Regions from separate parts of the Homo sapiens genome. Here region 2 is linked to region 1. The links are chromatin loops, found by intact Hi-C in ENCODE. Cell type or tissue: PC-9. All regions are shown on one strand.

Region 1 (5,000 bases):
TACAATGGTATGTACAGTTTGTGTGTGTGTGTGTGTTTAACATGAAGACCACCAAAAATGCTAAATAACCAAAATAAACTACTCTATAAAGCTGGTTTTGAAAAAGGAATTTTTTTTTTTAAAAAATTGATAAACAGCTAAACTTAAATAATCACTTTGCTTTTTATTGTATTAATAGATCTTATCTTCAAAGCAAGATGAAATTTGGTGAAATTGTCTAGATAAGTCCTAAGGAAAGGTTACTTGTGTTCATTTGCCCTGACAAATAATGCTTCGTCTGCCCTGCCAAGTATGTGGATTTACTTGTTTGATTGATTGATGGATTGCTTATATTTTTGACCATAAAGCTATTGTTTTAAATCCTCAGGAAAATTTGACATAATCATATAAGCCAACTATGGTTTCCGGAAATTTGCTTTTCTTTAAAAAGAAATTGAAAGTCATTTGGTGAATTCTTTGTTCTAAAAATGGCAATTCAGACAGGAAAATTCTGGGATTGATTTTAGATCATGCTTCAGTTCTACACTTTTCTTTGCCAACAGAGACTTGGTTACACTCCACCAGCCTGGTGTTGTGTTTTGGAACTTGGAACATCCCATCATTGAGAGTCATTACCATATATTGCTCCGGGAAATTAACTGTGTAGCTGTCAGTAATTTCCAGGAAAGCTATCCTACTCACTTTCCTGCTTTGAATCACCAGGCAGGTCTGTGATTACTCAGGCCCTAGGCAAATGTTTCTATGATGAGGTCTATTCTATAGGGAAAGTGAGGAATGGGGTTGGGTCCATAAGAGTAGGTTCTTCCTTAAAGTCATGTGATAAGCATCAGCCAAACCATCTCCAATACTGCTTTCATTTCAAACTTTAACAATCTTGGATGCAACTGGAAAGTTGTTATTTAACCCAATTACCCTTGGAGGGACTGGTCCTCTGGATGAAGGCAAGAAGATACACGATCAAATTAACAGTAGCAAGATGAGTAGCAGGAAGCTACAGTCAGCTCATTCAGAGAAGTAAAGATCTAATCAAGTACCATGTCAGCACGGTAAAGTTAAAGTGTATTTGGAAAGACCCACCAATGCCAAGGTTTCCTTGCATAAAATATAGCACAAGTTCAGGCTTCTAAACTCTACATACCTCTGACCTTTGGCTCTTTTATGTCTCTATTTTTCTGGCCTGACAGACCACATGCCAATGTGCAACCCAGAATCCCTCACCCTTGTGATTTATGGCTTACAGCTGCTTCAGCGTCTCCACCATGGCAGCTGCTTTTCAGATGTCTTCAAACCAGAGGGAGAGTGTTAATGTGAACTTGAGTGGCTGCAGAAGAGAGGAAGAAAAGTTGATGAAAAAATCATCTGAATTCAGCCCCAAAGCTTTCCATTGATCTTTGCCTTCAGGGCCAAGCAAAATGTTTGGTTTATTTCATAAGCTAATTAGGTGTGTGAAAGGCTACTTGGCATTTACTATTGACTGAACCCAACAAAAGTGATCACCAGACTAGGTAATCAATAAGAGATCGATTACAAGCGTGTGATTGGATTAGCCATTTGATCAATGCTGTGTGCTAATATATTAACAAGCAAATTACCGAGTAGCCCTTAAGAGCAGAATGCTGACTCTGATTGCATTACAAACTAGTGAGATCTAATGACCTACCAAGTGCAAGGGTTAGTTATACAAATCAAGACCTGAAAGTATTTTTTTCCTTGAAGATTTCTCCCCCTCCAAAGAAAATGCTTTCTTAAGTGAGATTCAAATTAAATTACAATTAGCAAGCAGCTGTACTGAGACACCTAATTTCCAAGTAGATATCATGAATGAGAAAGAGGGCTTGGGAACTCCAGATGAAACAGCCTAGAGACTTTTAGGAAGAGCTGGCTAATATCAAAAAGGGAAAAACAAAAAAAAGTCAGAATAGTCACTAATATTTCTCTAATGAAATTTTGATTCATAGTTTCCCAGTTTGGATATATCGAGCTCTTCCATGATAGACTCTAATGTCGCTTGATCTTTATTAAAACTATGTATGTTTTTCCAGCTCCCATTTTGCAGGTAACCTGTTATGTAACTGCTTCAATAGCAGAATAAACAATAGATGTGTGTGTGTGTGTGTGTGTGTGTGTGTGCGCGTGCAGGATGAAGAACTGTGGCTAGTAAAGTACCCTTTTGAGAAAAACAAAAAATTACAAGACAGGTTAGTGCAAAAGTAATTGCAGTTTTTGCCATTTTTTAAAAAGTAATGCAAAAACAGCAATTACTTTTGCACCAACCTAATACAATGTGGAGTGAAGAAAATGTTCTCCACCGTCTAAGTCTTTAGAACTTGTTTCCATTAGCTGATTCCATAAGTGACCTTACAAGAGCAAAACCCCACAAAACAGAGCTCCTCTCCAACCCTGCTTTCCCCATGATTAGGTGAAGCATTTGTTCAATTGATTGTGCTCTTTCAGATTCCCTAAGTGGAGACCAGGCAAGCCTTTGCTCACTTTCCCTCTTAATCCTTTTCCTTTGAAGAAACATTTTTTTTTCCCCTTTGCCTCAGGGAAGCTGAACCGATTAGTCTGAATTCTCCAGTGTTATTTGCAGATGGAAAGGTCTCCCCGGGCCCGGAGGCAGAGTGTCAGCCCGAGCGGCGGCGAGGCCGAGGCGGGGCGTGCTCCCGCGGTGTGGAGGCCGGAGCCGGCTGGCAGGCTGCGGCCTCGTCCGGCCTGGGCGGAGCAGCTGACAAAACAGCCTGCCTGGCTGGGCCGCCAGGGAGGGTGGGAGGGGAGAGGCTGTCAATCAATATCACGGACGCGCAGGAGGGAAACGGAAGATCTGACGGAGCCCTGTCAGTTCCGAGACGCCAAAGTGAACCAAGATTGGGTTTGCCCGCGGTTGGGGACACCTGGTACTTCAGGGTTAAGTGTTTTGGGCACTAGGGGCGCAGGCAGATTTTCCCCTACTTGATACACGTTTGGTGGGTTTCAATTTTTATACTTTAATACATCCGTTTCCGTACCCAAATAGCTAATTCAGTGCCATTGAGAGTACCTAGTGACATTTTTATGAGAACTCTTTTTCCATTTGACTTAAAACTGATGGTAGGAAGTGATCGCAGATGACAGTCCTTTCAGATCTATTCCTTTGTGTTACTCCTTTGTGTGAAAAGCCCCATTCTACGTTTTAAAATACTTTCTGTGCCTACAGAAGCATAAAGTACAGGAAGCTAGCAATATACAGTCACAGAGCTTACTTCTCTTTAAATGAAACGATGAAGTCATCACGTTTATTGTTGATAGAATCTCAACTCACAGTTTACCTCAGGGTGAAGTTCTGTGATAAATGACGTATCTTTGGAATCTGACGAAGCCTCAACTACAGTGGCATATGGTGTAATGATAAAATAATGCTTTTTTAAATCATTACACCATATGATATGGTGTATCATATCATGCTACAAAATGATATGATTTTGCTACAAAATGAGTTATTTCAGTCATCAATGATTACATTCATGATGAGGAACAACATACTTTGAACCAGCAGTAAAATCTCTTCTAATTAATCTTATGTTCATCAAAAACCTCAAACAGAGCAGTTAAAAGAATATCCCGCATCTCATAAATGCAAGTCAGGTGACTATAATGCTATAAACCACTTATTGGAGTGTTACTGATTAATGCCTCTGACATTATTCTACCCTTCTCCTTCTGTAGTGTTATTAATTTGAAGATAGCATCATAAACATTTCTCCACAAGAACCAGCTGTATGGCTCTAGATGATAATGATTGTAATTATTTAAGATAGAAACCAATGGAGGGCAAGCTTCTTGCTTATCACTGTGCCTGATTTAGTAACATGCTGGTGTGCAGGAAGAACTGAGAAGAGGAAGCGAATGATAACAGGCAAAAAAGAAATTTGTTCACATTCAGTAATTCATTTGGGGATTTGTGACTATTTCACTTGGGACAAAAACAAAATCGTTAAGTGACTTGACAAACATAGATCATTAGAATCTATTACACTCTGAACATCATCTAAAGTATATACACTTTCCAGTCCATAGTTTCTTTTTTTAAAAAAAAGTCAATTTTATTTCTAAACTGTCTCATTTTACCTATTTCCATGTTAAATTTAATGACAGTTGATACTGAAGATTTAATGTGATACTTCTCATCAGTTTGCAGATAATTGTTTTGTAGAATATTACAGTGTCCTTTGGCTTTATCCATACCTTATACAGCCTGTTGTTGACCTTCTTCAGTGTGAAAATGAAGGGTATGTTGTTTTGCCTACTTTCATCCACAGAGGATCATTCCCAAACATAAGTGGTATCATTCTTGAAAGCTCCAGTAGGCAGGATTATAACTTGGTTGCAATAGACAGCTCAAGTGTTATCCTGTGAAAGGCTGATGTTTAATGAAGATGAAAAAGCAGGGTTGCGTGGTTAGCTGAAGCATGCATGAGTGATGTGGCTTACAAGAAGAAAGAAAAATGATTCTAATAAAAAAACTTTATTAAATACCCATTAGGATGGTTGTCACTTAAAAAAAAGTAACAAGCGTTGGAGAGGATTTAAAGAAATTGGGAACCTTCTACACTGCTGGTGGGAGTGTAAAATGGTGCAGCTACTGTGGAAAACAGTGTGGAAGATCCTCAAGATTTTAAAAGTAGAATTAGCACACGATCCAGCAATTTCACTTCTGGGTATATACCCAAAAAAATTGAAAGCAGGGGCTTGATCAGATGTTCCTAGCAGTATTATTCACAATAGCCAAAAGTGGAAGCAACCCAATCTGTCTATTGCTGGTTGAGTAAATAAACAAAATGTCATATACTCACACGAAGGAATTCAGCCTTAAAAAGGAAGGAAATTCTGACACATGCTACAACATGGATGAACCTTGAGGACCTTACGCCAGGTATAATAAGCCAGTCACCAAAGGGCAAATATTGTATGATTCTACTTATATGAGATATCTAGAGTAGTCAAATTCTTAGAGATAGAAAGTA
Region 2 (5,000 bases), 68 kb before region 1:
TAAGTTACTTGTATAAATCAATGATTGAAACAAGTAATTACTTGTATAAGGAAAATGATACCAAATTTTTGTCACCTTAGTCTTATGCTAAGTACCATCATTCTGCTTTAGCTGAAATTCTCATTATGAATTACATTTTGGCTCATTTTCTAGTGTTAAGTAAAGATAAATTAATGGCAAATATGATTTTTTAACTTTATTTTTTTGCCAGGTAAAACAATAGCAAAGTAACATTTTAGCACTCTTCAAAAGTAGTTGGTGTCACAGATACTTGGAAAAGAACCTAAAGACTACCTAGAAAGTTCTCATACAAGGGGTTTGAACAGTGATGAACTGTATCTAGATAAATCCTTATTTTCTTTAGTCATTGGGAAAATATACCAATATAATCTATTTCTTGGAGAAGCCAAGAGTCCAAAGATTGGGTGTATTGTTATCTATGAGATATATTGTTGCAGGTTAGTGCTAACACCCTAACCGATATGGCCTAATGTGGAAAGGAAAGTGAAAACATTGTAGAAGAGAAATAAGTACAGCCTAAGGCTCTGTGAGAGGCACACTCTCCCTATCAGCACACCAGCTTCCAGCCTCATTCATTTCTGTCTTATATATTACAGATGTTCAAAAACATATGTACATACAAAATACATACAGGAAATTTGCCAGAATATGCACACGTAAGATTCAAGACTGGGTTTTAATCTGAAATACTGCATTTTTAAAATCTGGAATTCTGGAAATACTGTGTGTGTGTATGTGTTTCTTACATGAAAGAAATTTCCAAGGGATTATGAACACACACACACACACGCACACACAATTTCTGTACTTGTGAGAAAGTCATATGAGTGTATAATGCTTATTTAAAGGCAACAAAATTCATTTTGAATTCATATTTTTAATCTCAATTCTTAAAATTAAGCATATTTTAAATACTTTGAAACAAATTTCTCCCTGCATTTAAGGTAATTATTTTTGACTATATGCATGTAGGTGGCCAAAAATTGCCTGCTTTTTTTTTTTTTGGAGATGGAGTTTCACTGTTGTTGCCCAGGCTGGAGTGCAATGGTACGATCGCCGCTCACCACCTCTGCCTCCTGGGTTCAAGCAATTCTCCTGCCTTAGCCTCCTGAGTACCTGGGATTACAGGCATGCACCACCACACTTGGCTAATTTTGTATTTTTAGTAGAGACAGGGTTTCTCCATGTTGGTCAGTCTGGTCCCAAGCTCCCAACCTCAGGTGATCCGCCAGCCTCGGCCTCCCAAAGTACTGGGATTACAGGCCTGAGCCACCAATCCCGGCCCCGTTTTTGTTTTTTGTTTGTTTTTGTTTTTGTTTGTTTGTTTGTTTTGAGACAGAGTCTAGCTCTGTTGCCCAGGCTGGAGCGCAGTGATGCAATCTTGGATCTTGGCTCACTGCAACTTCTGCCTGTCAGGTTCAAGCGATTCTCCTGCCTCAGTCTCCCAGGTTGCTGGGATTACAGGTGCACGCCACCACACCCAGCTAATTTTTGTATTTTTAGTAGAGACGGTGTTTCACTGTGTTGGCCAAGCTGGTTTCGAACTCTTGACCTCGTGATCCGCCCGCCTTGGCCTCCCAAAGTGCTGGGATTACAAGCGTGAGCCACCATGCCCGGTCCCTTTTTTTTGTTTTTTATAGACTTTAATACAATGCATTAAGTTTGCCAGACATTCCATTCCTCCTAATTGTGAAGCTTCTTGATGAAGAGGGAGTGTTGGGGCATGGGGTATTCTTTGAAATTTTTTAATAAGTATTGACAAATTATTTCAAATATAATCTTACGGAGCAGTGTTTCATCTATAGATATAAAAATAGATCTATTTGGCTTGCTATTGTCATGTTAATATTTCCTTATATTTTATTTCAACTGCTAAAACAATATGACTAATCAAATAATATTCTATCTTAACTTAGACATTGAGCACTGGGCTCAGGCTATGCCTATAAATCACACACACAATTGACCTTTTAGAGATCAGGTCCTATTGATGTGAGATATCTTATGAATAATATTTTATATTAATAAAATAGTTAACTAGAAACTGACATCAGCTTTATACATCAACATAAGCAAAATAACAAATATGTTTGAAATCTACATATTTTGTAACTTTTAATTAGTGTTCCAAATCCTTAAGCCTTGCAGAAAACATTCATCTCTGATAAGAGTATTTCCCACCAAGTTAATTTATCCAAATTAAGGTAATCTCTTTTCCTATTTTCTTTTACTTGACCAGTTTGGTATTTACAGATTTCTAGGGTATTAACCTCTCAAGTTTCCATGTAGAGAATGTACTTCCTTTCTGCTGAAACAATGGACCTCATGACTCAGTGTTTGCTTTGATCCTGAGTTTGATTTTATCTAGATCTTGCCGCTAGTATTGTTTTGATTAATGATGTGACAGTGCAGAGATTCATTCTCACCATTATTCCTGTTTACTTTCCTCATGTTAAAGTATCTGAGTATAGAAAATCTGTAGAGAAAGAAATTGCGAAAATTAAGAATTTTAGTAAGAGCTCTAGAGCTGTATATCCAGCTTCCTACTCAACACCACCTGGATGTCTAATAGGCTCCATAGACTTCACATGTCCAAAGAGATCTTCTGATTCTCCAGCCCCACAACACTACATGCAACTGAAACCAATAACAGAAAACCTCCACATCCCCTGTGTTTCTTCAGCTCAGTACATGGCATCATCGGCCACCTACTCCTCAATCTCAAATTTCATTAAACAACTCTGATTCTTCTCTCTCTCTTATTTGTAACATGCAGCCCATTAGTAAATTAACTGACTCTTTGCCAAAGCACATTATTCTGACAGCCATTACACCAGTCTGAGTCACTATCACCTCCAGCTTGGATTATTACAATAGCCTACTAGCAGTCTCCTTACAGTGTTTCATAATCTAGCTCTTGCCTACCACTCTGACTTTATTTACTATTAATAGATTCTATTTTTTAGAGTAGTTTTAGGCTCACAGCAACATTGAGTGTAAGATACAGAGATTTCCTATATAGCCCCTGCCTCTACACATGCATACCCTTCTCATTATCAACATCCTTCACCAGAATGATGAACCTGCACTAATGCATTATTATCACCCAGAGCCACAGTTTACATTAGGGTTCACTTTTGTGTTGTAAATTCTGTGGGTTTGGACAAATTTATGATAACATGTATCCAATATCGTAGTATCATGCAGAGTAGTTTCACTGCCCTAAAAATCACTCTTTTACATTGTATTATGCCTCTTTTTTCCTCATACCTCAGCCGCACTCACCTTTGGTCTTTTCCTCTAACTTGGTAAACCCCTTCTTGCTTTGAGGACTTTGTACCTGTTTTTTTGGCCTGGAGTGATTGTCATATTGTCACAAAGTCAGATTCTTCCCTCTATTTACATCTCAGCTTAAATTTCATCTCCTCACAGACCATACTGACCACATAATCTAAAACAGTGTTTTCAGTCACTAAATATTCCCTTGCTTTGTTTTTATCTTAATAGAATATGTCTAACACATATTTTCTTGTTTATCACCTATAAGTTAAAAAAAAAAAAGAGGTGCTTTGTTTTGTTTTATACCATATTCCCCAAGTCAGAAGAGGCCCCAAGTCAGAAGAGGTATGTGGTGGGTGTCCAGCGAATGAATTATTAAATAGATAATAATAACATCCTGGAATCTATGGTCCTAGTGTGCTGAAGCTTGTGATTTATACTTCACAATCTATGGAAACCTTCTACCCTCTCTCTCCCCTAGTGACTATTTTGCCTTTTTTCTCTCTCATTTTCCCTTTTCCTTCTTACTGCATCTATACTTCACATTTCTCTTTACACAGCTTCTTCCTCACTCTACTTCACTATCATTCCTACTCTTCTTCTCACTCTTTGCCCCAAACTGGACATAAAATGTGCCTGATAATTCTTTTAAAAATATTTATTTTACTTGTTGAATAAATCTTTCATTTCCTTGTTCTTAATTTAAACAGCACATGAGCTGAATGTTTTATGTTTCTCTAAGAAAAAGCTATATACATTTTTTTTATTACTTCTGTATGTTGGTGATCCTGGAAAGATGGGGAAAATCTTCCCTACTCCTGCTTCTGTTCTGTTTTAAAGGTTCAAAGTCAGTGTGGCGATTCCTCAGGGATCTAGAACTAGAAATACCATTTGACCCAGCCATCCCATTACTGGGTATATACCCAAAGGAGTATAAATCATGCTGTTATAAAGACACATGCACACGTATGTTTATTGCGGCATTATTCACAATAGCAAAGACTTGGAACCAACCCAAATGTCCAACAATGATAGACTGGATTAAGAAAATGTGGCACATATACACCATGGAATACTATGCAGCCATAAAAAATGATCAGTTCATGTCCTTTGTAGGGACATGGATGAAATTGGAAATCATCATTCTCAGTAAACTATCGCAAGAACAAAAAACCAAAACCGCATATTCTCACTCATAGATGGGAATTGAACAATGAGAACACATGGACACAGGAAGGGGAACATCACACTCTGGGGACTGTTGTGGGTTGCAGGGAAGTGGGGAGGGATAGCATTGGGAGATATTCCTAATGCTAGATGACGAGTTAGTGGGTGCAGTGCACCAGCATGGCACATGTATACATATGTAACTAACCTGCACATTGTGCACAAGTACCCTAAAACTTGAAGTATAATAGTAATAAATTAATTAATTAATTAAAAAAAAGGTTCAAAGTCTTTTGAACGGCTGTAAGTCTGGAGTTTTACTGGAAGAGAATCGTTCTCAGGAAGAAGAGGTACTTAATGAACATTGAAAGTAATCTAGAAATCAACTTCCCACTCTCCTCTCCCTTTCTGGGGTCCACTTCCTAGGGCTAACTACCTGAGACATGAGGATGAGAAGCTGGAGGAGACTCAGAGGGCACCTCAATGGAAGACAACTGTGACTCCAATGACCCAAAGCACACATTGTCACATCC

What was found. Hi-C counts contacts between places; a loop is a spot of excess contacts. Peaks named below come from ENCODE experiments on the same cell type or tissue, not always from the same donor. Only the 100,000 strongest peaks of a DNase experiment are listed, where the experiment ranks them.
Region 2: it touches region 1 in a loop (4-fold over the local background); 3 of 110 quality-filtered maps call a loop at or near these places.

What each region holds. Positions count from the first base shown.
Region 1 is chr6:100,226,828-100,231,827 of GRCh38, reverse strand. No RefSeq gene overlaps it. Among named protein-coding and RNA genes, the nearest start is that of SIM1-AS1, 160 kb to the left of the region's middle. RefSeq lists a silencer at 2,571-2,660. In PC-9, no CTCF peak of the experiment used is centred here; DNase peaks (open chromatin) are centred at 727 and 2,727; H3K4me3 peaks cover 1,312 bases; H3K27ac peaks cover 1,005 bases.
Region 2 is chr6:100,294,785-100,299,784 of GRCh38, reverse strand. No RefSeq gene overlaps it. Among named protein-coding and RNA genes, the nearest start is that of SIM1-AS1, 96 kb to the left of the region's middle. In PC-9, no CTCF peak of the experiment used is centred here; DNase peaks (open chromatin) are centred at 2,364 and 2,834; H3K4me3 peaks cover 1,084 bases; H3K27ac peaks cover 4,278 bases.